2 separate regions of the Homo sapiens genome follow, and region 2 is linked to region 1. Evidence: read pairs that join two places in POLR2A ChIA-PET (ENCODE). Cell type or tissue: IMR-90. All regions are shown on one strand. Each heading gives the region's core, and the rest is flanking DNA. Links, peaks and the distances in the headings are about the cores only.

Region 1 (10,253 bases), core at 2,470-7,469:
CTTTTTTCATATAAAAATATATGAATAGGCCAGGCGCGGTGGCTCACACCTGTAATCCCAGCACTTTGGGAAGTCGAGGCGGGTGGATCACGAGGTCAGGAGTTCAAGACCAGCCTGGCCAAGCTGGTGAAACCCCGTTTCTACTAAAAATACAAAAATTAGCCGGGCATGGTGGCAGGAGCCTGTAATCCCAGCTACTCGAGAAGCTGAGGCAGGAGGATCGCTTGAACCCGGGGACCAGAGGTTGCAGTGAGCCAAGACTGCACCACCGCACTCCAGCCTGGGTGACAGAGTGAGACTCAATCTCAAAACAAAAAACAAAAAACAAACAAACAAACAAAAATATATATATAACAATTTAACAAGGAAAGGAAACTAACACCTACATGCTAAATAGTGTGCTTGGTTCTGAGGAATACAGAAAAAGTGTGACATGGGTCCTGCCCCAAAGAACTATCCCAAACTATCTAGTTGGGATTCAAATCTAAAACATAAAAGCACTTATGTACAATATAATGAAAAAGGTATTAACTGAATAAGGGATAAAGTATAAGCAAAGGCTTTTGAAAGGAAGGACTTGGGACTCATATAGATACAGGCAAATTTTCCAAAGGGAGCCCACAGGAACGATGCTAACCAAATGCTATAGTCTAAGAATGGGGTATCCACAAAGGCCAATTCATTTTCTAATGAATGATTCTAATGAATTGTGATTCCAAAGAGAAGCTGAGAAATAGAAATTGGAAACTAGCACCACTGAATCTAATAAAGTTTCAGTTAAGGCTAGCATAGTCTCACTGCCTAAAGGCAAAAATGAAGGCATCTTGGGTAACTCTACTGACTTGAATACACAGAAATATTTATATGTTTATATGTATATATCTTTATACATGTATATGTTATTTTTACTATATTGCAAATATACAATATAGTTTTTATATATATATATATACACTTTATTCCATACCTTTTCTTTCGTTAATATAACAAAATTTAGGTAGCCTTTTGAACATACAGACACATTTTCTATAGACAAAGAATTATGCTTTATTACATATATCATCTTATATTTTAAAATTATTTGAGCTTCAAGGCTGGGCGTGGTGGCCCTCACTAGTTATCTCAGTGCTTTGGGAGGCTGAGGATGGAGGATCACTTCAGCCCAGGAGTTCGAGGCTGCAGTGAGCTATGATTACACTGCTGCACTCCAGCCTGGGTGACAGACGGAGACGCTATTTCTGAAAATAAATACGTAAATAAAAATAAAACTATTTGAGCTTCAAAATAGGATATCCTTCCAGTAGAACAGATCTTTTCATAGGTATGCTTTTTGTATAATCCTTAAGGAGCAACAAGTTGAGGATATAAATCTGTAAAGACCAGAATATTCCTATTTTGTTTTACAAATGACAGAAAACAATCGTGTACCAGTTCTTTCTAACATTAGCTGCTTTGTTTCTCCTCATAGCCTTACAGAAAAGATTATTTGCAACTCTTCACATCCTTACAAAATATTCAGACTCTTCAATGAAACAAGTTTCCCACATTGTAGAAACACCCACACAGCAAACTGCAACAGTGAATGAAATGGATTATAGTCAGATCTTTGACGATATTAACTTTATGCTAAGGCCCTGCCCTGGTGGGCAGCTTGCTCTCCAAGTCTATGCCTGAAATATTTTACCCAGTAAACATACTCTGGACCTTCAGATGAGCTGTTGAGCGGTTATTTGAAGCATAACACTTCATGTGTGGGAACAGACTGGTGTAAGTACAATGATGGTTCCTTGGCTGTAATGTCAGTGGCATTTTTTTTTTTTTTTTATGGAGAAATGACCTGGATGCAAACATAAGAAGTTCAGTCTAATGATGCATAATTCCTACTAGACCAATGCAAATCTGCAACACCAGCCTCAGGAGAGCCTGTCTGCCTTTCTCGGCCACCTCTGCTGTTGTAGACAGTGCTTTTTTCAGCCAACAGCTCTTAGGTGGAGCAACACTCACTTTAAATCAGCTTTCAAAGAGCTACTCATCCAAGGGAGGTCAACTCAAAAGGGCTCAAATTGGGCAGCTGGGAAATCTGCACTAGAGACATGACAAAAGAAGTCAAAAGGGACACAGTGGGAGAATGACTGTCAAAGAGGCTGGAGTCTCTGGATGTTTAAACCTGTGTTTGAAAAGTCTTACAGATCACAAATACAGTCAGTAAGGAAGCACAACCCCTTGGTGGCCAACTGGATTATCATCTGAACACACCAGACAATGATTACTGATTACAGAGTGGGGAAAGGGAAGCAGAGGTGGTTCCAACCTTTTTTGGGAGAATTTTAACGTCATTCCATTTCTTCTGAATAACTGAGCATGCCTCCAAACATTACTATCTGCAACTGCCTTTTCTCCCCCGTGCCTCAGGCCTTTTCTCCTGTCCCCCACCCAGCGCTGGGACCCTAGCTTGGGGAAGACTATGGGACCCTAGCTTAGGGAAGCCTTTGGCTCATCATCTCTGTGGGTATGGATTAAGCTGACCTCAGATAGATTGGTGATAGACTCTTTTCAGACTCTATCTGAAAAGACTGCTGAATGAGGTTTATACATGCCTTTGTTTCCCCATGATAACCCCTAGGTATCTGCAAAAAAGAAAAATGTCCGTGAAAAGCGGCTTCTCTGGTTTTGTCTGTCTGCAGCACAACTGGCTATGAGATGGGATAGAGAGTGTGCTCGTAGTTGAAAAGGTCCCTTCCTTCTCTCCCCTCATTCATGTATGTTATTACTCAGTTAGGGAAACACTTTGTGATCCTATTTAATAGTTACCTCTAAAATTACCTCTGCCAAGCAGTTCACTATTACTGACAACACAAGGCCATTCTTAGCACCTGGTCACAGAGCAATTTCAGTGACAGTTCCTACATGAAAACTTAGTGAATCTCAGGCTTTTACTGATGTTATCTTACTCTTACCCACTAGGCATGAGCTGGGAAAGAAATTCAGAACCCTTACTTCTTACTGCTGGCTCTCTCTTTCAAGTCTTGTCTCCAATATTTACTCCTTTAGGAGTTCTGGATATCATCTCATAAACTATAAAGGTAAATTTCTAAAGGGTTCCAAAGGAAGCCTGCCTTCAGAGTTAACAAGCCACTGTATTAGAAAAATTGTGAATTTCCTTTGTATACAACAGGATCAAACCCACCAGGTTACTTCACCCCTCAGGAGATAAGTTACTCCTGTGCATGACAGGATGACATTAACATCCACCACAGTGATGATGTGAGCACATATCAGGTCAATAGGTGCCAATAATTCTGAGATATGGATAAATTTTAATCTTCTTCCAATTCTATATTTTTTGTGAAATCTGACACAGTCCCTCTACAACTGATGGAATCAACTCCCAAATGTGGTGAACTTCGTGTCTAATTAAAGCACTCTGCAGAACTTCCCTGCGTGGGCTGAAGACTGGACCACATTCAACTGGGTTTCTGTTCAGCCTCTTTAAGAAGCAGTGGCAGCAGCTCCCCTACAAAATGATCCAGGGAAGCCACCTAAAAGGGTGGGTGATCTTCATAAATGGACAGGAAACAGAAAAGACGAATATTGGGCGGATGACAGATCCCTTAACTGGCCTTCAAGATACAAGCTGTTCTATTAAACATAGGGCCATTATGCTGGCCGGCCATCCACTTTAAACCCCAGAGTGATTAAAATGCTGGCAGGAAATGAAAGCTCTCTATTGAAGGTCCTTCCCTGAGGTCCTAATTTCAAACCAAATTTTACAGCACCGCACAGGAACAAAGGAAGCCCAGTCTTCCAAGTCTTCTTTTTGTCACTTTGGACAAAGACACCCCCTCATATTCCTCAAAGAACAATGGTCTCTGTACAGCCACAGCCACGCCAAGAATGGGCACAAACCATACAGAAACACATTTTAAAAATACATTTTACACTGCCCTTGACATTTCGGATAAATAGAAACCACTGCACTGAAATTCCAAATATTTCATCCTTTCCCTCCTCCCCTTGCCTTTATAATGAGAATTTTCCTATTCTCCCAATCTACTTGATCTTTGACATTTTGGCCTCTGTGAATGGAGGACACAGTAGAGTAGTCAAATACATTAATTATTCAGATAATTGCATTTTATTAAAATAATCACTGTAACCAAGACAATCACGATTTTCAGCAACAGAAGAGGACAGCAAGTTTGCCTACAAATCTTTTTAAATTGAAACGGCTCTAGAGTCATTCCTACTCCACAGTCCACTGTAAGCAAGCCAGGGAAAAGACGTTATCAGAACAAGATTTTTTTTTTTTTTTCACTAGCTGTTGTTTCGGGGTGGCCTTTTTTTTTTCTTCTTCTTCAGCAAAAACAGCTTTTATGTTTTTACTGAACCATTTCAGATTCACTCTTCCACACAGTGGATGTTTACTTGGATTTGGCAGGCTGAGAACAGCTGGTTGTTTGCTAACAAATGGAACATGAGACCATATGTTTCAACATTTAAGCAATTTTGAACCAACCAGAGGTATAATTCTGAGTGTCTTTTGCTGAAACTGTACATTAAATACCCAAAGGATCTGAGCTACACAAGAGATACAGGCCCTCCTTTTTTTTTTTTTTTCCTTTTTAGCACTTTTCTCTTAGCAACAAAACCACTCTACACCACTTATATCATAGACTTGCACTGCAAGTTTGCAGAGAGCACCAGCGAGCTGACAAGGGCTCTACTGCAGGGGCAGCTGTATTTTAAACAGGAAAAGACAGCTAAGCAGACCTTTTCCTTCTAATTCTGTTTGGGAACAAAATGTGTCTGAGGCTCTCTCTAGGGAGCATCAACAACATGGATACCTGCTTTCTTCATAGAAGCGTGGACCTAGTAGCTTTAAAAGAGAGTCTCTGATATTAGCATTTGGGATGACCACGTGCTTTGTTTCTCCCTCTCTCTTTTCAGAACATCCTCAAATTAAGCTGAGCTAATGAGATTCGAGTTAAACTCAAGCTGTTATGGACAAGAAATGTCCACAACAGAAGAAAAACTCTCAGTTTTTTAACGACACTTACTAGCACATTTCATTTCTTCGGTGCTTCAAGATTAATCATTAATAATGTTAGAAAATGAAACTATGGATTTAAAGTCAGGCTGAGTCAGAGCTTAGCAAGGCTTTAACAGAACATCAAGAAGAAAATTCTCTGGTCCCTGGGAGGAGAAGAGTCCCGCTTTAGACAAAATGAAACACAGTGAAAAGTCAAATATATGAGTAGACAATACAATAACTAAAATACCAAGCCCAGGAAAGTGGAATAGGAAGTTACTAGTCTCTGGAAAGTTCATGAAACCTTCCCATCCTGAATTTAGATTTGAAATACTAAGTAGAAATCAATAAATTTTTTATAAGCCACTTTCTAAAATATTAAATAAGTTACTAAGATATAATAAAAAAGGGTATGTGATCAACATTATCTCCTAAGTTTTTTGTTATTTCCATATAAAAGACTAATAGTAATTTTCCCCTCTAATTCTATTTAAAAGCAAGAATCTGACTGAGAATTTTGCAAAGCCAATGTTTTTAGCCATGTTACTAATAAGATCTCAGCAAAAACAGAAAAATTATTCCTACCCACCACTTCTCACTAAGCAACACACAAATATATATGTACCTTATTTCTCTTAGTTTAAATCTCACAACTCTAAGAAAACTGAAAAATGGGCACTCTGTGAGCATATTTCTTTGAGCCATGTAAGAGGGCGGATTTTCTCCTCTGGATTCTAAAGCAACATAGAAATTTGGGTGGGAGGCTAAGAAGCAGATATATTCAAGTTTCTAAGATGCTAACCACTGCACAAGGAAATATGTATAAAGATGTTCACTGCAGTTTTGTTTGTAAATGCAAAAAAAGTTAGACAACATCCATAGGGAAGCCATCAACTAGATGATAATACCTTCACAGAATAGAATGCCATGGGAAACAGCTTGGTGATTAGGAGCACAGCTTCAGGAGCCAGGGCATCTTGGTTTGAATCTAGTCATGCATTCACTGTCTTTGTAACCTTGGACACATTTGGGATCTTTCTTGAACTTAGTTTCCTCATCTATCAAAGAATAATAACAGTATCTGCATCCTAAAGTTATAATGAAGATTAAATGAATTAATATATATCTTCATCTAGAAATATTAATACACAGACAGTAAGAAGAACAAGACAGATGTATAAGTATCATACTTATCGACAAGAAAACGATGTCAATCACTTGTACCCATAGGCTGGAGAACAGGTGATATAGTAATATAAGGACAGAGAAGAAAAATAGGAATTTCTGTTCTTTTATGTGTGTAGCCAATAAACGTTTGAAAAACATCTCTGCTATCCTTGGCACACTGCAAGAGTTCATGTGAAGAAAACTTCGAAAAGGTGCTAAGAAAGAACAAATACTAATATTGCATCTTCAAATAAAGAGGTGCTTGAAAAATATACTCTGTTGTAGCTTACGTGTCACTTCTTCCCCTGACATATCTGTTCTTTCCAAACAAAATTATTTTGAATCCATGTAGAAATCAAATTAAAAAAAAAAACACCAAAAACCAAAAAACAAACAACAAACCATACAAAACAACTTGATTGGATCAAAGTAAAAACTGGTACATTCATAGGGGATTCCCCCTTCACAATTTTTTTTTTTTTTTTTTTTTTTTTTTTGAGACAGAGTTTCGCTCTTGTTGCCCAGGCTGAAGTGCAATGGCGAGATCTTGGCTCACGTCAACCTCTGCCTCCCAGGTTCAAGCGATTCTCCTGCTTCAGCCTCCCGAGTAGCTGAGATTACAGGTGTGCACAACCATGCCCGGCTAATTTCTGTAAGTTTAGTAGAGACGGGGGTTTCACCACGTTGATCAGGCTGGTCTCGAACTCCTGACCTCGGGTGATCCATCCGCCTTGGCCTCCCAAAGTGCTGGGATTACAGGTGTGAGCCACTGTGCTTGGTCCCCCCTCACAATTTTCTAATCTAAAAATGCAGTTTAGTTAATATTATAGTCACTCATAGTACCCAAAGGAACTACCAACATTTATGGATATATTAATATGTACAAACGAAGTTAAGTATGACCTTACTGATTTTAAAATATAAAGAAAGTGACCCTCCGCACTAAACAAGCATCTAGACATCTCTGCTTCAGAATTTGGAGAACACTGCAGACACGATGAACGCAGAATGCCTGAGGTTGCCCTGTGCATAAGGCAATGGTTCCACTGTGTTTAATTAGGGTTTTGCCAGGATTATGACTCACCCCATACATCTCAATCTGTCCAGGATTCACTTATTCATTCATCCACTCAAGAAACATTTAGCAAGTGCCTATAACTAGAGTGCAAGAAACAGAGGGGCCTATACAAACTTTCACTGGCTACGACTTGTGTTCTCCATATAAATGAAAAAAACCTACAGACGTAAAAGAAAACCAGAAGTGAGGAGTGTGCTTATTACTCATCTCAGTTGACTCTTCAGTTGGGAAAAAAGTTCAAATTCTACTGGTCTGATGGGTACAGATCACTGAAAGAGCTTTGGGGACATAAATTATCTTCCTAACTAAGCAAAAGGGCTGTCTTTTTGGTTGTGTTTGCCTTATCTTTTGCTCCCGAAACAGTTTCACACCCTAAGAATACAATGACTATTCACCTATTCAGTCCTTGCCTGGCAAAACTAGGTACACTCTGCGGCTCCTACAAAGCTTCAGAAACTTTAAATTAGCCATTTTAAGACTAAATAGAGTGGGAAAAGCATGCTGGGCAAGAGTCTAAGGAACATAAAAGAAGCATATCCTCTGATGAGGAGCCCTTTCTCCTGCTCTGCTTCACTCCAGACCAACGGCAGGGTTAGGAGGCGCTACAGCATGTGGTAGCAATCACACAGACCAATTTGTTCTGAGTATGTCAAGGTCAATGACATTATGGCTGAGGAGACTGTCTTGAGTCCTGGAAGTCTGCAATAGTTCCTGAATGTCACACAGGATCACCTAAGGTGTTTGTTTGCCATTTCCTTGATATTAGCTCTCTCAACAGCTATCTTTCTTGTAGAATTAGAAGTATGCAGAAATGAAAATACCTCATTCTGGTGGTCTTCTGTTGGTCAACAAATAAATGGTACTGATGTTGACAATGTGGGAGGCCCACCAGGAAGTCCAGCTGTATATGCTGAAATGTAACCAGTTTTCCTTCCTAAAACATATTTTATCAGTAAACTATTCTCTGGCTGTATCCAATTTAGGATATATTCTGTCTGTTCTGGCTCTAGAAGACAGAAAAGGAGGAAAATAAATAATGCCTTTTTTTTTCTTTCAGTTTCAACCTTTTTTTCATAGGTAGAAATGAGAAAAATAATACTTCTTACTTAGTGTGGACCAAAAGTTAGCTTTTGATTGCAGATGGAATCGGCCTCCCTAAATTTTTATCCTGTCATTCTTTAATTTTTTTTGAGACAAGGTCTCACTCTGGCACAATCATGGCTCACTGCAGCCTCAACCTCTCTGGGCTCAGGTGATCCTTCCACTTCAGCCTCCTGAGTAGCTGGGACTACAGGTATGTGCCGCCACGCCAGGCTAATTTCTATATTTTTTGTTGAGAAGGTGTTTTGCCCTGTTGCCCAGGCTGGTCTCGAACTCCTGGCCTCAACTGATCTGCGTGCCTCAGCCTCCTAAAGTGCTTGGATTACAGACATGAGCCACCATGCCAGGCCAATTCTTTAATTTTTTGTCGAGTTTTTCTAAATGCTTATTAATAAGTTCCAAGGCAGTTTTTCATTCTCCGCCAAGGTAAAGACTGAGCAATTAATGGGAATGAGATTTAAAGAAAAACGAAAACAAAAAAACCCTGGTACTGTGTTTTCAGAGGCAATTATATTCTAGAAATATTTAATAAAGGGGCTATAAATTCTGTTTTTAAGAAAGTTACAATGATGAAGCAACAACACATTTTGTTATTTTTAACATGGGTATTTCAGCTTAAAAAATATTCCACTCAATGTTTCCCAAATTCAATTTTTCACATAATGCGCAGTCAAATATGAATGTGGGAAAAAAAGACAAATCCAAACATAGAATATTATTTTCAAAAAATAGTGAACTAAATGTAAAGGTCCCGTAAAATGTGATATCTAGAATCTTCTGAACTCGTTCACATGACCTTCATTCTATTTATAGAAATGCAGCAATTCCCATTTGAATACAGAGCAATACCTTGTAGGAGAATTTGGTTTAGCACAAATAAACTTGAGAAAAGTGTTGACTTAAAAATAAAACACTGAAAGAGGAGGGAGAGTTTCTCTCCCTCTGTGAAAATTTCCGGAAAAGTTGTAAACAAAGGCAGGTTTGGCTCAGAGACTGAGTGACTCTGGTGAGCTGAGGAGGATGAAGAGTGTATCAAACCTCCCAGAGCGAGGAAACATTTGTAAAACAGTTAGTAAATCACAGGCGGCTAGGGTCACCAGGCTGAACAACCCGAGGACAGGCTGCCAAAACCCCAGCTGTGAAAGAAGGGGGCCGGGCACTGCCTCCCAGCTTGAACCCCATTTTGAATGATCTCTTGGTTCCATTCTCTGCCCTTTGCCTCTGTCACTTCAGAGCTCTGATAGCAATGCAGTTAATTAGCTCTGGGGCAGGGGCAGTGCTGACTGTCCCAACTGAGTGCCAAGGAGAGGACACTCGTATACTGAAAACATTCTCTGCAGAGTGACACTGATTGAGCTTTTGGTCTCGGGGACAAGGCTGAAAGTTCCAGCTGGGAAGAAAGAATCACACTCAACCTGAAACAAAAAAATGGTTACAAAGATGAACGGAAGGCAAAATATGTAGCTCAAAGTTTCCACGAATTTAAAAATATCAAGTGTTTTTTGATCACTTTTCTCCCTAACTAGTCTGTAATACATCTGTTGTTCTTTTCCTGATTTTACAGAAATGGCAATGTGGAAACTGTTAAGTTCTTCATAAACTATCTTTTTGGTTCCCCTCTTATCCCCCAGAAATCAGGAAGACAAAATAAAAATTGTAATGAAGCCCAGGCGCGGTGGCTCACACCTGTGATACCAGCACTTTGGGAGGCCGAGGTGAGCAGATCACAAGGTCAGGAGTTTGAAACCAGCCTGACCAACATGGCGAAACCCTGTTTCTACTAATAATACAAAAATTAGCCAGGTGTGGTGTCGGGCACCTGTAATCCCAGCAACTCGGGAGGCTGAGGCAGGAGAATCATTTGAACCCAGGAAGTAG
Region 2 (10,253 bases), core at 2,348-7,347, 190 kb after region 1:
TATATTCTTGTATATCCTGAATTTGTTTAGAATAGTTTTGCAAACTGTGTCTAATTATAATTTTCAAGGAGGAAAATTTTATGTTGATTTGTTTTATGTCACCTATTATTAAGCAATAACAAAATTTTCAGATCTTCCTATGGCATATAAACATTGAAATAAGTTTGTGTCAAATAATAATTAACCTTAAAGAACTATTTAAGCTTCTTTCTGTCCAAGAGGAAAAAACGTTGGAATGTTTTTTTCTAGTGTAATAGAACAGTATGAACAATCCCCATTTAGCAGTTATGAGAACTACACATATGTGCAGAACTCTTTTCAGTATTCTGACTAAATTAATAAAATTAATATAGCTTACATTTCTCAAAACTTCGCACTGGTTAACATATCCTTAAAAGTGAAAAACATAATCTAATTTAAATAAGCTTCTTTTGAAACACGGTATTTTTCCCTGAAACAGGAAAAGAAACAGTGGTAGCAGCTAACATTTACTGCACATTTACTATGTGCCAGGCACTGTTATATACTAACACATACTGAGATATGTATCAGCTTATTTAATACTCATAGTGAGTCCATTACATAGGTACATTTAATACATAAGGAAATAAGAAATAGAAAGGTTTTAGAAAACTCCCCCCAAATCATATAGCTAGTAAGTGTGTCAATTGGGATCTAAGACCCAGGCAGTCTGACTCTTAACCATTAAACATTTTATACCATTCTTAACACATTCTACTTCCTATCTTTACATGAAAGTATTAAATATATTCGAATTCTTTTCTATGACCTTCCTGTCTAAGACTGACAAAGCTGTATTCTGTGCACTGACATGAAAGAATTTACCAAATAATTAAGCTATGATGAGTATGTGCTAATAATTCAAAATAATAAATTATTTAGGAGGTTTTATGTAAAATATATATTTTGTCATTATGTAGCTCCTTAAATACCTAAACTATTCAAAAACAGAACTTTTGTCTCTTTAGGACCAAATAAAATGCAACAAAAACTTTATAAGGTGCTTTTGGTATACCTTAAATATATTTATATTTCAAAATAAATCATGTCCTCAAATGCTATGCATGATATGTAGGTAACTTCTAATGCCATAATACTCAAAGCTTTAAACTTGGGTGTTAGCCTTGTCTTGTAATATTTACGAGCATTATGAGAGAATTCTTCTATTTAAAAAAAATTCATCTGTGGTTTTTTTTTTTTTGTTTTTTACTTTTTAAAGAATGAAGTGAAACCAAGAAAACCACTTTTCTAAAGCTTAAATATCAACATTCATGTTCCATCTACAAATTATTCAGTAACTTGGTGCATCTATCTGTGATCAGGCCATGCAACTGGAAACAAAACTACAAAACAAATTACTTTTTGAGAGTACAGCAAATGAATGAGGCATGCGGGACTGAACTGGAACTCACCATGGGGCTTTTATGGAAAAACACCCCGCTCCAAAGAGATAAGGCCTTCATGGAAAAGGGGGAAAAATGCACAAAAAATTAGAGAAAAACTCATTTAACATTAGCAAATACAAGTATATCATACTGTTATAGAGTATGGATAAAAATAACTAAAAAATTAGTAATCATTTACAATTCTGCTGTACATACTGTCTGATATAACCAATAAACAGAATGATGTGTAGTAACAAGGCCCTTAATTTTCAGAGTTAGAGATTCAAAATTTTCTATTTCTCCCCCTTTTCTGGAGCACCCCTGTAGTATTTCTAAGTTAAAATAAAATAAAATTCACTGCTGAAGCCCTTTAAAACAAGGTATAAGTTAAATGGAATAACCAGATGGAGAAGAGTGAGATCAATAGCAACAAATGTGTAGCTATGTGACACAAAATGGTTAAAATTAGCTAACGATGACTGGATAAAAAATTTGATATGAATTGTCTGCTTTTCACTGGTTCCAGTCTCAGAACCACAGAAAGAGGCACATATTTTTCAAGCTGCTTATTTGTCGTAAGTTGAATTGTATATTGTTGGTCAAAGGAAAAAACACTAAGTACAACTAGTATAATTTTTCTCTATTTTTGGCCATAATCCAGGAAATTAGGATATCTCTTAATAGTGGTCTAAGAGGTTAGCTTCCTTTACCTGGTCTGCACTAGATTAGGTTAGTACGCAGCAAACTAAAGCTACAATCACTTGTTTTAAATACAACTGGGAAACTGGGACTTCAATGTTATACATATTTCTTCTCAAAATTCTGTTCCTAGCATTTAAGATATGCCATGCACATCTGCACATAAAGAAAACTGAGTGATTTAATGATATCCAAACCAAATGGTACTGTAACATCTGACATTTGGAAATCATAACAAATGGAGGAGAAAAGCACATTGGTAAAATGTGGGTATTTCCTTCTTCAAAATTGGTTCTAGAATTAAAAAATAAAAATCCTGCTGATTAGCCTTAATTTTTTTCCCAGTAAACTGAGTATATTTGACCACAAAGCAAAACTTGAGAAAAATGTTTTCACGATAGTGAGTACAATTTTGAGGCTTGAAGCGCATTATATACAAAGAAAGGAACAGAGACACGCAAGAGATAACTAGAAGAAAGTGAGGTAGAAGGAAAAATAGGATAGATAAAAAATAAAACAAAACTTTAGAGATGATGCCAATGCCAATGCCAAGCAAGGATAGCTCTCTCTCAGTTAGATAAGAACATACCCAGCGGTACGATGTCAGCATCCACATTTAAAATAGTAGATTTTAAACTTTTTTGACTGTGAACCCATAGAAATACATTTTAAGGTGTAAGCTGGTATGTGCACGAGTACACACAAACAAGACAGAAACAATAATTTAATGAATGTGTTATCTGTAATAAATGTTACTATTTTTATTTCAATGTTTTATAAACATTAATGTTGAGATTATGTTACAATGCAGATAAATGCATATTCTAACACTGTGGGTCTGGCTGGGATCTGAGATTCTGTATTTCCGATAAGCTCCTAGATAACAGCAATGCTGCTGGTCCACAGAACCAGTGGCAGAATTGCACTTTTATTCTACTTCATTAAAGAAAAAAAAATGTTGGCCATAATCTCCTTATATGATTTCATGACTAATTACCTCAAAACCAAAATGTTACTAGAGCTCAGCTTGCAGTTTGACAAACACAGATTTAAATAACTAAAACTACTTGAAGACTACAATCTCTCAACTGAATAGTGAGCCCGTTCTGAAATGATAGGAAAAGGAATGGTTCACGCCATTTCTATATGCCTACAAATACCTCTAAAATGAAGAGGTTTTCGTTGTCATATAGTATACAACTTCTCTTAATTTCACCTAATTAGGCAAGACACCTGAACTAACCAAATTGTCCAGAAGTGACTGTAATCTGGAATGTCCAGGCTTACGTCGTTATATTGTACCTACTCAGGGCAGTCTCCCATCTCATCCAGAACATCAGCATATTGATTTATTATAAAGAATTTAGAAGTTTAACTTAGTCCTTATTACTTAAAAGGTTTTTCCATTGGCTGCAAAAACCAAACAAGCAAAAATGAAACAAAAACTTCAAGTGTCTAAAAATTCAAAAGACCATCTGATATTCCCTACCTGTAGAGCCAGTAAATACCTTTCTTCCAGGTTTAGGTTTCCTTTTATGTAAAAAGGAAACATACGTTAGCCAAAGAAAAATATAGAAACTTAAAAAAAAAAACCTCGAGATTTTCCTTTCCAGGCAGTAACATGTTGCCAAAAGGAGATTTCTCCAACTACTTCCTTGTCCCATAATCCTAAAATGCACCGTAAAACTCAGACACTGTAGTTTACAGGCCTGTACTAAATAAATAACATCATTGTTAAGTTTGAATACAGTAAGGTTCACTATTCACAATTTGACCCACTTGTGTTAGTTTAAAGTTATCCTAATTCAATCAAACTAGGATTCACTGGCTAACAGAACTCAAGGAGAAAGGGAACTGGAGAGACAAGGTTAGAACCTGGTTTAGCATGTACAATTGGCATGTATAAAATCTATACTCATCTGCCTCTGGCCTAGTCCTACAAGCTAGACCTCTGCCATATACATGTAAAAGAAGATCCACAAACTCCAAAGAATTATAGTGACTGACGTAATTACTGTCTTTGTATGGATAGTGTCAGCTGTTCTTTTGAAATGTGCCTGCTTCATCTTTCCTCAGTAGCAAAGGAATGAAAATATAAAGTCACAAAGTACAAATCCATGATCCAGCTGTCTTCACCTATGACTTCACTCTCCCCTCCCAAAAGTTCACAGCTATAGTTTCGTATTAAAGTGAGATGAGAGTGGAAAGAAAAAGAGATGATGTGAGTGGGAGTGTATACTGAATGAAATATTCTCTGTATTAACAGAGGCAACCCAAATTACTATATTCAAACTCGAATAATTGGTGTTTTCCAATCACCATTAAATTTTAGCAGGCTTAACAAATATGCCATATAAAACCTACTCAATTTGTCATAATTATATCCTTTTTGACCTGAATTCTGATTTTCAAATCTCAGGAAAATCTGGTCAAGAGACTAAAAATCCAGAAATATTACAGACTTATATATAGGCCACCGTGAAATGACCTGGCCATTAGTTCTCAAAGGGTTTCTTCAGGAGACTCCCAGAAGATAGGAAAGAATTATGTTTTATAACATACCATAACACTATGTAAGTCATTCAACTGATTCATTTTGTTGAATGCCACATGGTGCCACAAAGTCTTCAATCTTACTAGCTGAAAACAAGGTAAACACGAAGAATTTTTTTAATATGAGAAAAAAGCAAAACTAGATTTGATTTGAAATCCTCCAATCCTCTATAATCTGACTCTAGTGCTAAAAGGTATTAGTAACAATTCTGTTCAATCATCTCCAGAGTTAAAGAAGTACGTGGCATCTAAGAGACAAATTTTATAAACATACTCTATAAACCTTATTTTTCAATTAATCATGTCCTAAGACAATTCAGGCACTGCCACAGAACAGACATCAGAATGAGCCCATATAAATATTAAATGTAATAAACAGAGATGAAGCAGAGAAAAAGCTATACAACATTATGTGTCAAATATTGAAGCAGAGCCATATTTCTCTAAAAATAAATTCTAGGGATGCTAATGACTTCTAAATTCTGTGTGCCCTCTGTTAAAACAACAACTGAAGTGAACTTGCATTTCCCACATGCATATCAGTAAATTATTCCTAATATCATTTTTAAGTTATACTTTGAATTTTTCATTAATTTTACTTGCTCCCTACCAAAGAGACCTATCGTATTACTGGTAGTAAACTATTGATCTGTAGGGGAAACTGAAGCTAAAACAGACAAGTGTCTAATTTGAGATACACATGATACCCAATTTTAAGTGATAAACTCAAGATTTAGAAGATTTTCATTAGCAGGCTGGGCATGGTGGCTCATGCCTATAATTCCAGCACTTTGGGAGGCTAAGGCAAGACTGAGCGTAGGAGTTCAAGACTAGCCTGGGCAATACAGCAAGACCTATCTCTTCACAACATTTTAAAAATCAGCCGGGTGCGGTGATATAGGCCTGTAGTACCAGCTACTCAGGAGGTTGAAGTGGGACGATCACTTGAGCCCAGGAGTTTGAAGATACAGTGAACTATGATCACACTACTGCACTTGAGCCTGGGTGACTTTTCATTAGGAAAAAAACATTGATAATGTTAAAATTCTGTTATATGTGGCAAAAAAAGAGATGAACATAACATAAATAATGTCAAACTTCTGTAGAAATTTATGCCTGCTGACTTTTAAAAATATGGTATAGGCTGGGCGCGGTGGCTCACGCCTGTAATTCCAGCACTTTGGGAGGTGGAGGCAGGTGGATCACGAGGTCAAGAGAATGAGACCATCCTGGCTAACACAGTGAAACCCCATCTCTACTAAAAATACAAAAAAATTAGCCAAGCGTGGTGGCGGGCGCCTCCAGCTACTCGGGAGGCTGAGGGAGGAGAATGGTGTGAACCCAGGAGGCGGAGCTTGCAGTGAGCCAAGATCACGCCACTGCTCTCCAGCCTGGGCTACAGAGCGAGACTCCATATCAAAAACAAAACAAAACAAACAAACAAACAAAAAATATATATATGGTATATAGTAGACATCATCCAAAAAAAATTCCCAGATTTACAGTATGGTGTGGTTTAAGTACTCCACTGATATAGCAGAAAAATTGGAACTCAAACTATGTTAAATATATTGCATATGTAGTCACATCCATACATATTCCAATGAAAATACATTGTCCATTATTTAATATCTAGAACCAAACATCCATTGCTTAGCTATGAAGAACTGGTACTTACATAAGGCAGAAACATGAGGTGGGGAATTACCCAAGCTATTATATCTGTATCTAGTGGGTCTTTCTCCAAATATTTCCAATTTAATTCTCCGAACTTTGCCTATAAAGTTTAAGGCTCAGGCCAAACTGTGTAACTGAGCCAAGGTGTACCTAATTGAATTAAAATAAGGAATAGACCTTCTGCAAGGCCTACTATATGCCAATATCATTTACTCACATAGCCAAGTCTGATGGTAGATTTGGTCTACAAATATCAACTGGATGTGTCTGAATAAATGCTATTTAATGCTTCCATTTAATATCATTTAAAAGCATCTATGCTTTCTAAGTGGGGCCTGAGCCCATCAGCACTGGCTTACGGCTGCTCAACAGTCCTGAGGCTTAGAAATGGGACCAAAGAACTGGTAGAAACTCATACATGATAAGGATTAAAAGATTATAATCCATATATATAAACTTTTTTTTTTCAGGTGAAGAAATTTACCTAGGACACACTGGCAAATAGGTGCAGAACCCAGATGAGAAGAAGCCAGGGCCTCAGACTCCCAATTCCATATTTTTTCCACTACATTACTTAACCTACTTCTACAGGGTGCATCTGAAGCTTCCTAATAACCACCTAAATCTTCACAAAGAAATGAATAAACATGGCCGGGTGCGGTTGCTCATGCCTATAATCCCAGCACTTTGGGAGGCTAAGGCAGTTGGATCACTTGAGACCAGGAGTTCAAGACCAGCTTGGGCAACATAGAGAAACCCAATCTCTACAAAAAATACAAAACTTAGACAGGCATGGTGGCACACACCCACTTGTAGTCCCAGCTACTCGGGAGGCTGAGGCAAGAGAATCACCTGAGCCCAAGAGCAGAGGTTGCAGTGGGTGGAGATCACACACCACTGCACTCCAGCCTGGGTGACAGAGCAAGACTCTGTCTCAAAAGAAAAGAGAAGAAATGAAATGAGTAAATATAAAGATGGGGAGGGGGAAAGAAATGAGGAGCTACTTCCATTTAAGGAAAAGGAAACCTACGAGAGAGCAAATCATCCCATGTTTACTTCACAAAAAGTGCTCCACCTAGTAAGAGCAAGGAAGTAACTTCATTTTCAATTTTAATATTTTTTATTCCCACGGAACTACCTACCATGACTTCTTTTTGAAATTTACTGTTCTCTGCTTGTGTCCATAAAATAATTTGGAAATATAAATAATTTTAGATTTAAGCAGATAAAATTAAGCTCATTGATGAACATTTTTTTGTGAATTGTTACATAGAAAATATTTTTTAAAACTTGATCACTCACTTGATAATGCCAAACATCTATGAAATGCTGCTAATAAATCCCTACTACAAACCTAACATCCAAGATATGGTGCAACCTCTTAGCACCTAATTCCACTTTTAATAGATTAGGAGAACTATTCTTACTTACATATGATAAGAACATGATAACCTGGACTTTTTAAACCTCCAGTCTTAAACTGAAAGAAAACAGAGTCTGTTTGAATGGGTGATTATTGGAGCCAAATAATGTCTAACACTTCTTTTACCTCCATCAATGTATACTGTCACAGAGTTAAGCAGCAGCTGTTGCCAAAACAGGCCTTATTACCTCCAAGTGCTGCTTCAAGGTACTGAACAAGAAGGTGTAAATACATCTGTCTTCTGCTATTTGTAGTTCTACTGGCCTCATGTATGTCTCGCAGTGAGACAGATGGTCCCTGACACTGCACAGGCTTTCAGGCATATGTATTTGCAAACATAAGAAGGCAGATGTTGAATATGGTAAACACACGTTTTGTCCCCTTAAGGTTTAAGTTGAGGCTTCTATCTCAATTTGGGTATTTAATTACTGGATCCTAGAAATCTTTAGAAATCTCTACTTTAGAAATATAACACTTTATGGTTATTTTATGACCATGTGCAAAATACCTCGGACATAGATGAAGTGGAAGCTTATCTAACCTAAGTACATAATTTTACCAACTACATTATCAGGTATATTGAAAACAGAATATAATTTACCTGTCTATAAGTGGGTCACTCTGTGTTCTCTTTCTACATAATCCATGTCAAATACTTCTTGTTGATTTTATTTTAAAAATACTAGGAAAGGAATTTTATAAAAGCAAAGCTTGAGTAAATGAGAATTTCCAGAATAAAAAGAGACATGGAAAATGAAAACTCTCATGTGCTCATCACCCTGGTGACGTTAATGGAGCCATCAGATTTCTCAGCAAATACAATACAATTTAATGCCAATAATTAATGGAAATTAGCTAACTCCAGTCTTAAGAATTTGTCATAGTAAAAAAAATTTAATAAAATAAATATAGCCTTTAAAATCTAATAGGATGAAAGCTAATGGGATGAAATATTGTCTGAGATTTGTTTCAAAACTCAGAATATAGCAAAAATGAAAATTCACAGAATATATTTGGTTCTCACGAATCAAATATTACTTTTGACAAGGCAAAATACATGTATTTTAGTGAAAATGTTAAATTTTAAGATAATCAAACCATATATTATATTCTGAAAACTTTATGATTAAATGTTTTAGATAACTTATAGTAAAAGAACAATCAGAAAAGTCAATAGTAGTTTCCAGGTATAATCAACAAACTCTTCAGAGAGTGGCTTAAGGAGCGATCCCCAACCTTTTTGGCACCAGGAATAGGTTTCATGGAAGTTTCACTTCAGATCATGAGGCATTAGATTCTCATAAGGAGTGTGCAACCTAGGTCCCTCACATGTGTAGTTCACAACAATAGGGTTTGCACTCTTAACGAGAATCTAATGCCGATGCTGATCTGACAGGAGGCAGAGCTCAGGCGGTGATGCTCACTCGCCTGTTGTTCACCTCCTGCTGTGCGGCTCAGTTCCTAACAGGCCAGGGACTAGCACCAGTCTGTGGCCCAGGGGTTGGGGACCTCTGGCTTAAAGATATTGAGTCTTGTCATCTAGCAACAGTCAAGTATGACTGACCACTATCATCAAAGTCTTATCAGTCACTGTACTCTATATTAATAGGAAGGGATAAAAAATAGTAGATGGTGAGGGAAAAAAGGAACAGTAGGTTGGGTAATTTGTAGTACACTAAAGCTATGCTACAAGTAGAAAAATCATTATAGACAACAATTATGTGGAATTAAGAAAAACTAATGAAGTACGTTCAAGGTCTCTTCTTCTGATAACTGTACTACAGTTATATAAGAGAATGTCTGTGCCTTTAGAAATTACACATTGAAGTATGTAGGGATAAGGGTATATTAAGGCTGCAAAAACGTAACATGTTAGTGTATATGCAGGCAGAGGGAGAGAACGTGAATGACGTGTTAGTGTTTATGCAGGCAGAGGGAGAGAATATGAATGATAAAGCAAATAAGTTGATCTATTAACATTTGGGGCCGGGCGTGGTGGCTCATGCCTGTAATCCCAGCACTTTGGGAGGCCGAGGCAGGTGGATCACTTGAGGTCAGGAATTCAAGACCAGCCTAGCCAACATGGCGAAACCCTGTCTGTACTAAAAATACAAAAATTAGCTGGGTGTGGTGGCACACACCTGTAATCCCAGCTACTAGGGAGGCTGAAGCAGGAGAATCACTTGAACCAGGGAGGCAGAGGCTGCAGTGAGCTGAGATCGCACCATTGCACTCCAGCCTGGGAGACAGAGCAAGACTACGTCTCAAAAAAAAAAAAAAAAAAAAAAAAAAAAACTGGGGAATTTGGGTAGACAAGAATTCCTTTGGCTAGTCTTGAAACATTTCTGTAAGTCTGAAACTATGTCACAAATAAATTAAAACCTAGTACTCATTGTGGGACAAGTATCAATTATTCTCTCTAAACACTTCAATACAAGGCTTGCTAAAAAAGAATTCGAAACTATGGCAGAAATAAAATGGTATAAATTGAGATA

Evidence for each region. ChIA-PET counts read pairs that join two places held together with the same protein. Peaks named below come from ENCODE experiments on the same cell type or tissue, not always from the same donor. Only the 100,000 strongest peaks of a DNase experiment are listed, where the experiment ranks them.
Region 2: POLR2A ChIA-PET joins it to region 1 with 10 read pairs; 3 of 35 experiments call an interaction of 5 or more read pairs at or near these places.

Annotation. Positions count from the first base shown.
Region 1 is chr17:61,203,242-61,213,494 of GRCh38, reverse strand. All of the region lies in intron 22 of BCAS3 (BCAS3 microtubule associated cell migration factor), which reads right to left. Among named protein-coding and RNA genes, the nearest start is that of BCAS3-AS1, 72 kb to the right of the region's middle. In IMR-90, for the core only: no CTCF peak of the experiment used is centred there; a DNase peak (open chromatin) is centred at 4,454; H3K4me3 peaks cover 315 bases; H3K27ac peaks cover 1,545 bases.
Region 2 is chr17:61,018,091-61,028,343 of GRCh38, reverse strand. The region is part of intron 16 of BCAS3 (BCAS3 microtubule associated cell migration factor); the gene reads right to left. Among named protein-coding and RNA genes, the nearest start is that of BCAS3-AS1, 110 kb to the left of the region's middle. In IMR-90, for the core only: no CTCF peak of the experiment used is centred there; no DNase peak of the experiment used is centred there.